2 separate regions of the Homo sapiens genome follow, and region 1 is linked to region 2. The links are chromatin loops, found by intact Hi-C in ENCODE. Cell type or tissue: heart right ventricle. All regions are shown on one strand. Each heading gives the region's core, and the rest is flanking DNA. Links, peaks and the distances in the headings are about the cores only. Region 1 holds the start of MISP (mitotic spindle positioning). Region 2 holds the start of AZU1 (azurocidin 1).

Region 1 (5,357 bases), core at 205-5,204, 77 kb after region 2:
TCCTGAGTAGCTGGGATTACAGGCGCTAACCTCCCAAGTCCGGCTAATTTTTTGTATTTTTAGTAGAGACGAGGTCTCACCATGTTGGCCAGGTTGGTCTCGAACTCCTGAGCTCAGGTGATCTGCCCGCCTCGGCCTCCCAAAGTGCTGGAATTACAGGCGTGAGCCACCGCGCCTGGCCTCAGCCTTGATCTCTGAAGCCTTCCTTGGCCGCACCATATTTATCTGTGTCTCCTGTGCACTGAGCCTTTCCACCCTGAGCTCACTCTGAGACTCCTGGTGTGGGATTTTTCCATCTGACAATTACAGATGGCCCCTTGCTAAGGGATGTCAAATGGAGAAACTGAGGCCCAGAGAGAAGGACTGACAGCAACTCCAGTTTCCCGGCTCCCACATCCTGGTTCTCCACCCTGCCCTGCCCAGCTGGACACCTCGTCCCATCTGAGACAACATCCCCGCCTGGGCCTTGTCGCCATAAAGCCAGGATGGGCAAAGGAACACCGTGGACCTTGTCCCGCTGGGCCCAGGTGGGGCCGTGGAGCGAGCGGGTGACACCCTGACCCAGTGCCTTCCGGCTCTCGCCCTCTCCCAAGGGTCCAGGTTGCTGCTGGGCTCAGTTCCAGGAGCCTTCCCGGAGGTCACACACCTGCTCGCATCGCTTCTGTGGCTCCTGGCATCTGCAGGGCACAGTTCTCACACCCTGCTCCTGGCCTTAGCACGAAACCCCAATTTCTGTGGGCACCTCCACCCCAAGCCAGGCCCTCCTCTTCTACCCCAAACCAGACCCTCCTCTTCCACCCCAAACCAGGCCCTCCTCTTCCACCCCAAACCAGGCCCTCTTCCTCCACCCCAAGCCAGGCCCTCCTCTTCCACCCCAAACCAGACCCTCCTCTTCCACCCAAACCAGACCCTCCTCTTCCACCCAAACCAGGCCCTCTTCCTCCAACCCAAACCAGACCCTCCTCTTCCACCCCAAACCAGGCCCTCTTCCTCCACCCCAAACCTCGCCCTCCTCCTCTACCTGCAGCTCTCTCTGTCTCGAGGCTGCCTGTTTCTGCTTCTCCACGGCTTCCTCTGCTGAAGCCCATGGACACCTCCTCCAGGAAGTAACCCAGATTGCCCCTCCCCCAGAGCCATCATCTGAACACCTCCTTCATGTCAGGCCTTGTACCCAGCACCCGTCTTAGGTATTGTCTTTTGTTTTGAGACAGAGTCTCGCTGCGATGCACAGGCTGGACTGCGGTAGCGTGATCTCAGCTCACTGCAATCTCCACCTCCCGGGTTCAAGCAATTCTCCTGCCTCAGCCTCCTGAGTAGCTGGGACTACGGGCACCCGCCCCCACACCCGGCTAATTTTTTCTTTTTTTTGAGGCGGAGTCTCACTCTGTCGCCCAGGCTGGAGTGCAGTGGCGCGATCTCGGCTCCCTGCAAGCTCTGCCTCCCAGGTTCACGCCATTCTCCTGCCTCAGCCTCCCTAGAGCTGGGACTACGGGCGCCCGCCACCACGCCTGGCTAATTTTTTGTATTTTTAGTAGAGACGGGGTTTCACCATATTAGCCAGGATGGTCTTGATCTCCTGACCTCGTGATCCTCCCGCCTCGGCCTCCCAAAGTGTTGGGATTACAGGCGTGAGCCACCGCGCCCAGCCAGGACACCCGGCTAATTTTTGTATTGTTAGTAGAGACGGGTTTCACCATGTTGGCCAGGCTGGTCTTGAACTCCTGACTTCAGGTGATCCGCCTGCCTCGGCCTCCCAAAGTGCAGGGATTACAGGCGTGAGCCACCGTGTCCAGCAGACATCATCTTTCATAGTTGAGGAAAGGAAGCCTCACCTGAAGACACAGGGATCTCAAAAGCTTGAGCTCCTGACTCCTAAAAAAAGCACTGTCGGCTGGGCACAGGGGCTCAGGCCTGTAATCCCAGCTACTTGGGAGGCTGAGGTGGGAGAATCACTTGAACCTGTGAGGTGGAGGTTGCGGTGAGCTGAGATTGTGCCATTGCACTCCAGCCTGGGTGACAGAGAAAGACCCTGTCTCAAAAGAAAAACAAACCCCCACAAAGCAGGACTGTCGCTCCCGGGCCACCAAGGCTATTATTTAGATCTGCTGCCTTTACACCAACCAGCAGCATTTTTTTTTGTTTTTAAACAGACAGGGTCGGCCAGGCACAGTGGCTCACACCTGTAATCCCAGCACTTTGGCGGATCACGAGGTCAGGAGATCGAGACCATCCTGGCTAAAATGGTGAAACCCCATCTCTACTAAAAATACAAAAAAAATTAACCGGGTGTGCTGGCGGGCGCCTGTAGTCCCAGCTACTCAGGAGGCTGAGGCAGGAGAATGCTGTGAACCCGGGAGGTGGAGCTTGCAGGGAGCTGAGATCGCACCATTGCACTCCAGCCTGGTGACAGAGCTAGACTCCGCCTCAAAAAAAAAAAAAAAGAAAAAAAGAAAAAAAAAGAAAAACTTAGCCCCTCTCTGAACTGGAAAGTGGCATCAAACAGCATAAAGTGGAGAGACCGTGGGGAGCCGTGTTGAAACTACACGCAATGTGTCATGCAATCTTCCGCGCGTATCAAATGTCAGAAACTAAAATAGGGGAAACATTGAAAACCAGGCGGCATTGGTGAATAAATCCCACACAAACAGCTGAGCTTCCTCCCAAAGCGTGACGCACAGATGGCTCCCCTGACCCGAGGCCTCCTCCTCCGTGGACGCCGCCTGCCCAGCTCACGGAAGGCCTTGCCTTCTCCCACCCGAAACCGTCAGCCCAGGCCTCGCTCTCGCCTGCTGTGGCCACAGGTCAGCACCCTTCCTGCAGCCCAGAGTCTGGTATACAGCAGGCGCCTAATAAATACTGGCTGGGCAAACACCACTCATCCCAGCTGCTCAGACGTGGGGGTCGGGCTCATTGCGGAATGCAGACCGGCTCCACCGTGCCTTCTGGCCCTGAAGGGCTGGGCAGGTCCACGCCCTGCACCCTGGAGCTCCCCGGGGAGGGCGGGTGTAGGAATGTTTGCCCAGTGAGTGGACAGACGTTTACACAGCGGGATTTATAACCCACATCAGACGTCAACTCCGGGAGAAAGGGAGCTGTCCGCCCAGCCTCGAGCAGGTGCCGGGTCTCCCAGTGGGGTCGGGGTTGGGTGGGGATGAAGGCACGCATCCTCCTCTGCTCATTCCTCCCCAGTGATTCACTGAAGCCAGCGGGTGGGGCCTGGGGTCCAGCTCTTGGGTTCAAGGCCACTGGGCCCCCTCCCCTGCTGCCTGTGCCTCAGTGCCCACCCCCGCCCCCCGCTTTTTTTTTTGAGATAGAGTCTCCCTCTGTCGCCCAGGCTGGAGTGCAGTGGCGCGATCTCCATTCACTGCAACCTCTGCCTCCCGGATTCACACCATTCTCCTGCCTCAGCCTCCCAAGTAGCTGGGACTACAGGCGCCCGCCACCACGCCCGGCTAAGTTTTGTATTTTTAGTAGAGATGGGGTTTCACTGTGTCGGCCAAAAAAACCCCTGGATCCACGGCGGCTCTCATGGCCGGCATTCTTGGGCAGCGGCGCTGCCCTCGGGGGAAGAGCCCCAGGACGGAAGATGGCCCCTGCAAGGCCCGGCGGTGGCTAAGGACCTCGGCGTCCTGAGACTCTTCCTGCAACACCTTGGAACCGTTTTCGACTCCGGTTTTCGAGAGAGGGAGCTGGGACCCAGAGAGGAGAACCTGCTCATCTGAGGTCACACAGCGATGACAGAGCAAGTGTCTGAAGCCAGTTTTCAGACTTTGCTCCAAATCACCCCCTCCTACAGGAAGCCCCCTGGGTTGCTCCTCCCAGCCTCACCCTGAACTCTGTTGATACCAGAATGAAACTGGGTTTATGGACCCTGGTGCCACACCTCCTTCCTCATCAGCCAGTTGGCTCTATGTGAGGGGCAAAGGTTCCCTTGTGGGGCCGAGACTCAGACAAGGAGGCCATGCAGAAGGGAGGGCCCCGTTCCTTTTTCCCATCCCTCAGGGTTGCAGTCACCCTTGAGTCATCTCAGCTCCTTGGGCTCCTGGGCGGAGCTCCACCGGCAGACGCTGGGCCGAGTCCCTGCTGGCTGCCCGGGATCCCAGGCTACCACCTCACCCCCACCCGAGGACCCAGGCCAAGTCCCCAGCCCCGGCCTGAGACTCCTTCCGCCTGTACTCAGCCACCCCTCCTCCGTGTCCCCAAACCAGCCCCCAGCCCCACGGGGGTGTTTACTGCCCAGAGCCTCCCAGTCAGGGGCCTGGTGGGACGGATAAGCATCTCTCCAGAAGCCTCTGGAATTCCCAGAACCATGGAGGGGCCCCTCTGGCCTCTGACCATGGGGGTGCCAACCCGGCCCCTCCCTTGGAGGGCTCTGGGATTTGGGGTTCAAAAGCCCCAGCAGAGTTCAGGGACAAGGGCCTCTCTGCTCTCCCAGTGGGTGCCCTTGAGGCCCCAGAGTACCTAGCGGGGGCAGAGGGAAAGGTGCCTCAGGGAGGCTCCGAGGGTGACGGGGTGGGGCAGGGGGCCTCCCTGGATCCCAAGTGCCGCCAGGCAAGCAGACCCCGCCCACAGACACATGACGCTCCCACGCCAAATGTGGATCCAACCGCCCCACACAGGATCCCCGCCCGGCCCGGCCCGGGGCGCCCCCAGCCTCACCTGCCGGCTCCCGGCTCCACAGTCTGCAGCCTCCACTCTGACTCCTCGATGGGCACAGAGGCCTCCCAGCTCCGCCCTGCCCGCCAGGTTGCCAGGGAACAGAGGCCCCACCCAGGGGAGGCAGGTGTGCCCCCTCCCCCCAGCCCCACCTGGGATCAGGAAACAAAGTCCAGAGGAGGAGGAGGGAGAAAGAGGATACCAGGCTGGGCAAGGGCGGGCACCGTGCCCGCTGCCGGCTGCCCCTCCACCCCCAGGGCCTCCAGGTGGCCCCGAGGAGCCAGAACTCAGCCGAAACCTCCCTTGGCTGCCTGGCCCTCCCACCGCCTCTCAGCACCGCTCAGAGAGGGTCAGCAGGTGTCCAGGGCCACACAGCAGCTCAGCGTGCACAGTGGCCTGTGTCTCCTGGGGGGCCGGAGGGGCTGAGTCCCAATCCCGTCCGTGCCTTCTGGCCCAGCCCACCCCTTGGGGCAACTCCCCTAGATGGCCCCCTTCTTGCATAAACCAGGTTTGGCAGACTCGGGGGGGTTTGGTGTGGCCTGGGTTCTGATCCCACCTGACCTCTCTTAGCCCTGTTTTCTCCTCCGGGACGTGGGGGAACATCACGCCCGGGCTCCCTCAGGGCTGCTGGGAGGAATTCCCTAGGCCCCATCCACATAAAAACCCATACGAGGGGGCCGGACTTGGTGGCTCACACCTGT
Region 2 (5,357 bases), core at 233-5,232:
GCCACTTACCCGGCTTTTTTTTTTTTTTTTTGAGACGGAGTCTTGCTCTGTCACCAGGCTGGAGTGCAGTGGCGTGATCTCGGCTCACTGCAATCTCCACCTCCCGGGTTCAAGCAATTCTCCTGCCTCAGCCTCCCGAGTAGCTGGGACTACAGGCGCCCGCCACCACGCCTGGCTAATTTTTTGTATTTTTAGTAGAAACGGGGTTTCACCGTGTTAGCCAGGATGGTCTCGATCTCCTGACCTCGTGATCCGCCCGCCTTGGCCTCCTAAAGTGCTGGGATTACAGGCATGAGCCACTGTGCCCGGCCTCTCCTGTGTAATTTTAATAATTTTAAAAATTATTTTTGTAGAGACATGGTTTCACTACGTTGCCCAGGCTGGTCTCAAACTCCTGGGCTCAAACGATGCTCCCACCTTGGCCTCCCAAAGTGCTGAGATTACAGATGTGACTGCCACATCCAGCCATCATATTCATATTTTATTCTGTATTATTTATATATACAATTATATTTATTATTTCATATTCACGTTTTACTGTTTCTATTGGATCCAAGAGGAGAATGTTCCCCGTTTTCTCCCGTGGTTTTTGTTTTTTTTTGAGCTGGAGTCTCGCTGTCGCCCAGGCTGGAGTGCAGTGGCGCCATCTCGGTTCGCTGCAACCTCCGCCTCCCGGGTTCAGGTGATTCTCCTGCCTCAGCCTCCCAAGTAACTGGGATTACAGGCGCCCGCCATCATGCCCGGCTAATTTTTGTATTTTTATAGAGATGGGGTTTCACCAGGTTGGCCGGGCTGGTCTTGAACTCCTGACCTCAGGTGATCCGCCCACCTCGGCCTCCCAAAGTGCTGGGCGGCATTCACTGTGTGACCTCTGGGCAGCCACCCAACCTCTCTGAACCTGGGCCTCCCCCCAACACCCCGCTGTCGGGTGCAGATAACACCAGCCCCTGCTTCCCGGGCTTTGAGGGAATCTCTGAACATCTGACATCTGCACAGGCAGTGCACCTGCGGTGGGTGCCCCTAAGGCCGGTGAAGGTGCCACTCACGCGTCCCCACAGCCCCCTCCCCCACCAATGAACAGAAACCAGGAGCAGAGGAGAGATCGGCTTCTTTATTACAGCCAGGGCCCCTCTGGCCGGAGCGGGGGCAGGGGCGGGGCCGTGGGAGGTGGGTGCGGAGCGCCGGAGGTGTGGAGGGCGGGGCTGGGCTCCATGGGAGGTCACAGGCCCCCCTAGGCTGGCCCCGGTCCCGGGTTGTTGAGAACACCATCGATCCAGTCTCGGAAGAGCGCCACTCGGGTGAAGAAGTCAGGGCCTCGGCCACAGGGCCCCAGGGAAAAGGAGGCCACGCCGTGGGCCAGGCCCTCGCAGACGAGGGGGGTGCCCCCGTCCCCCTGGGCAGGCAGCAGCTGTGTCAGGGCGTCCCAGGGCCTGGCTCCCACGCCACCCCAGAACTGCAGAGGCCTCTTGCTGCCCCTGGAACCTACAAGTCCTGATCCAGCCCCAGGGCCTTTGCATGGCTCTTCTCTTTCTCTGCCCTGGTTAACTGCTAGTGGACTTTGGGATCAGTTGCTTTCTGGAGCTTCCTGGCACCTCCAGGCTGGGCCAGGTGCCCCTCCCCTGGCAATCACACGCCTGAGTCCCTCAGTGACCGGCTCTACCATGCCTGCTGGGTCCCCAACCCCCAGCACAGACGTGGCTCACAGCCGGCGTTTGATAGCTACTGTTTCTCAGCCAGGCACGGTGGCTCATGCCTGTTATCCTAACACTTTGGGAGGCCAAGGTGGGTCGATCATGAGGTCAGGAGTTCGAGACCAGCCTGACCCACATGGAGAAACCCTGTCTCTACTAAAAATACAAAATTAGCCGGGCGTGGTGGCGCATGCCTGTAATCCCAGCTACTTAGGAGGCTGAGGCAGGAGAATCGCTTGAACCCAGGAGGCGGAGGTTGCAGTGAGCCGCCGAGATCACGCCACTACACTCCAGCCTGGGCGACAGAGCGAGACTCTGTCTCAAAAAAAAAAAAAAAGATACTGTTTCTCCTACCGTGAAAATGCTCAATCCTGGGGCCCCCCTGCTGTGCCGCCCTCAGCCTGCACTTGCTTTCTCCTGCCACGGAGAGCTCAGTACCTCTCAGGACCCCTCCTCCCGCCACAGGGAGCACTCACATTGCAGATGCCACCGCGGCGGGTGAGCACACCGGTGCACACGTTGTTGGGGCGACACTGGTCCTCGGGGGTCACAGTCACGTTGACAAACCTGGGAAAACGGGAGAGACGCCCCCCACTGCGCTGGCTCCCCCAGCCGGCCACCTGGCATCTGGTGCCGGCTTCCACCGTGGCGTTCTGCAGAGGCAGTGGCAGTATCGTCACGCTGCTGGTGAGGTTGGCCTCACGGTCCAGCTGGGGAAGGAAATGGAGTCAGGGGAGGGTGGCCCTGGGGACTGGAGCCTCATGGGGACCCCTGGGAGCAGAAGTGTCAGCGACATTAACTGTAGTCTGTAAGTGGTTTGCGTTTAATTCCCGGCAGGGGCCGGGTGCGGTGGCTCACGCCTGTATTCCCAGCACGTTGCGAGGCCAAGGTGGGTGGATCACTTGAGGCCAGGAGTTCGAGACCAAACTGGCCAACAAGGTGAAACCCCCGTCTCTACTTTTTTAAATTTTTTAATGATATTTTTGAGATAATTTTATCATTTTCTCAAAGAAAAAAACCAAACATGAAAAACATTCACATGATTCTGTCATAGCAAAAGCATTTGAAAACGACGTCAGTCTCCACCAACAGGAGGCTCCATACGCGAACCGTGGTACATCTGTATGTGTTGCTGTATTGTTTTTGGAAGTTTTTTTTGAGATAGGGTCTGGCTCTGTTACCCAGGCTGGAGTGCAGGGGCGCGATCTCGGCTCACTGCAAGCTCCGCCTCCCGGGTTCAAGCGATTCTCCTGCCTCAGCCTCCTGAGTAGCTGGGACTAGAGGCGCCCGCTGCCATGCCTGGCTAATTTTTGTATTTTTAGTAGAGATGGGGTTTCACCATGTTGGCCAGGCTGGTCTCAATCTCCTGACCTCGTGATCCGCCCACCTCGGCCTCCCAAAATGCTGGGATTACAGGCATGAGCCACCTCACCCGGCAAGATACACACACACACACACACACACACACACACACACACACATATATATTTTTGTAGAGACTGAGTTTGGCCATGTTGCCCAGGCTGGTCTCGAACTCCTGACCTCAAGCCGTCCTTCCGCCTCGGCCTCCTGAAGCACAGGGGCCACAGGTGCGCGCCACCACTCCCGGCTAATTTTTGTATTTTTTTGTAGAGACCAAGTTTGGACTTGTTTCCCTGGCTAACGTCGGCCTCCCGAGGTGCTGGGATCACAGGTGGCACCATCCTCTCACCTGAAGCAGCATCAGGTCGTTCAGGTTCTGCTGGGGGTCGTAGCCATTCTCGCTCATGCTGCTGATGGAAAACGTCTGGCGGGACTGCCTCTCCCGCCGCCTCAGGTCATAGGCACCCAGCACCACGGTGCTAACCCCGGGGTTCCTGAGAGTAGCGGAGGAAAGGGCAGAGGGAGGACACCAGGCTGGGGCCTGGGCACAGAGCAAGCCGGCTTGCAAATTAGGGGGGATCCCAGCCTGCAGACTGCAATCCTTCACCCTGAAAACTCCCCCGCTTTTACAGAAGCAGAGCCGAGACTTTCCAGGGCCCCCTTCCCATCTTGAGCCCCTTCCCTTCTCTGCGCCTCCTCCTCCATCTGAGCCCCTTCTCTTCTCTGCGCCCCCTCCTCCATCTGAGTCCCTTCCCTTCTCTGAGCCTCCTCCATCTGACCCCCTCCCCTTCTCTGCACCTCCTCCATCTGAGCCCCTTCCCTTATCTGGGCCTCCCCCATCTGACCCCCTTCCCTTCTCTGCACCTCCCCCATCTGACCCCATTCCCTTATCTGGGCCTCCCCCATCTGACCCCCTTCCCTTCTCTGCACCTCCTCCATCTGACCCCCTTCCCTTCTCTGCGCCTCCCCCATCTGAGCCCCTTCCCTTCCCTGGGCCTCCCCCATCTGACCCCCTTCCCTTCTCTGCCCCTCCTCCATCTGAGCCCCTTCCCTTCCCTGGGCCTCCCCCATCTGACCCCCTTCCCTTCTCTGCACCTCCTCCATCTGACCCCCTTCCCTTCTCCGCACCTCCTCCATCTGAGGCCCTTCCCTTCTCTGCACCTCCTCCATCTGAGGCCCTTCTCTTCTCTGCACCTCCTCCATCTGAGCCCCTTCCCTTCTCTGCACCTCCTCCATCTGAGCCCCTTCCCTTCTCTGGGCCTCCCCCATCTGACCCCCTTCCCTTCTCTGCACCTCCTCCATCTGAGCCCCTTCCTTTCTCTGGGCCCCCTCCTCCATCTGAGCCCCTTCCCTTCTCTGGGCCTCCCCCATCTGACCCCCTTTCCTTCACTGCACCTCCTCCATCTGAGCCTCTTCCTTTCTCTGGGCCTCCTCCATCTGACCCCCTTCCCTTCTCTGGGCCTCCTCCATCTGAGCCCCCCAATATCCTTGGGTCCCTCCTCAACTCAGTCCCCATTTCCCTCTCCAAGCCCCCTCCTTTCCCTGAGCCCCTCCTTTTGCAATCCCCTCCCCTCCTCACCTACCAAGCACCCCCACTGAATGCCTAAGCCCCCCAAGCCCCTTCTCTGAGCCCCAATGCCCCCTAGGCCCCCTCCCCAGGACCCCTCACTGGCTTTGGAAGCAGCTGGCCGCGGTCATCACGAAGCGGGCATGGATCAGGGCACCCCCGCAGAAGTGCCTGCCTTGATTCTGAATGGAGGCCAGGAACGGGAACTGGCGGGGCCTCGCCTTCCGGCCGCCAACGATGTCCAAAAGGGGGCTGGAGCCTGGGTCGGGGGGAGACAGCTCTGAGATCCCCAAGAATCCACACAGTGGCCGGGAGGGCGTGTGAAGCTGCAGCCTCAGCTCTATCCACCCAGTGGGGCTGCGGGGGGACCCACCCTCCCCCATCGTCCCACTCCCTAAGAGGACAGGGGGCCCCTGAGTCCCGCACACCGTCCGCCCTCACGCCTTTCGCGGGATCGTCCAGGCCGGGCTGGCTGTGTGACCCAGGCCAAGCCGCTTGCCTTCTCTGTGCTTTAAGTCTGAGTTCTGCCCTGGCAGCCGGGCCCTAGCACAGATGGGGGACCACCGGCACAGAGAGGCACTCACCGGCCCTCGAGGACGCCAGCAGACCAGCCAGCAGGGCCAGGACTGTCAGCCGGGTCATGGCGGGGCAGGTCTGTGGCTAAGGCGGCGGCTGCCCTTATACACAGGCCTTGGCAGTTGGTGGCGTCCCCGCCCAGGCCCAGGGACAGCCCCACT

Evidence for each region. Peaks named below come from ENCODE experiments on the same cell type or tissue, not always from the same donor. Only the 100,000 strongest peaks of a DNase experiment are listed, where the experiment ranks them.
Region 1: a loop joins it to region 2, with 2.2 times the contacts of the local background. A loop is called at or near these places in 5 of 110 quality-filtered maps.

The regions. Positions count from the first base shown.
Region 1 is chr19:750,474-755,830 of GRCh38, reverse strand. MISP (mitotic spindle positioning) reads right to left here and starts at 4,719. Exons shown (of 5, transcript NM_173481.4): 1 at 4,660-4,719. In heart right ventricle, for the core only: no CTCF peak of the experiment used is centred there; a DNase peak (open chromatin) is centred at 2,697; H3K27me3 peaks cover 1,343 bases.
Region 2 is chr19:827,752-833,108 of GRCh38, reverse strand. It overlaps AZU1 (azurocidin 1), which reads right to left and starts at 5,272. Exons shown (of 5, transcript NM_001700.5): 1 at 5,205-5,272; 2 at 4,723-4,879; 3 at 3,403-3,547; 4 at 2,168-2,401; 5 at 1,091-1,393. The coding sequence starts at 5,262. The coding sequence ends at 1,232. In heart right ventricle, for the core only: a CTCF peak has its summit at 2,763; no DNase peak of the experiment used is centred there; H3K27me3 peaks cover 2,776 bases.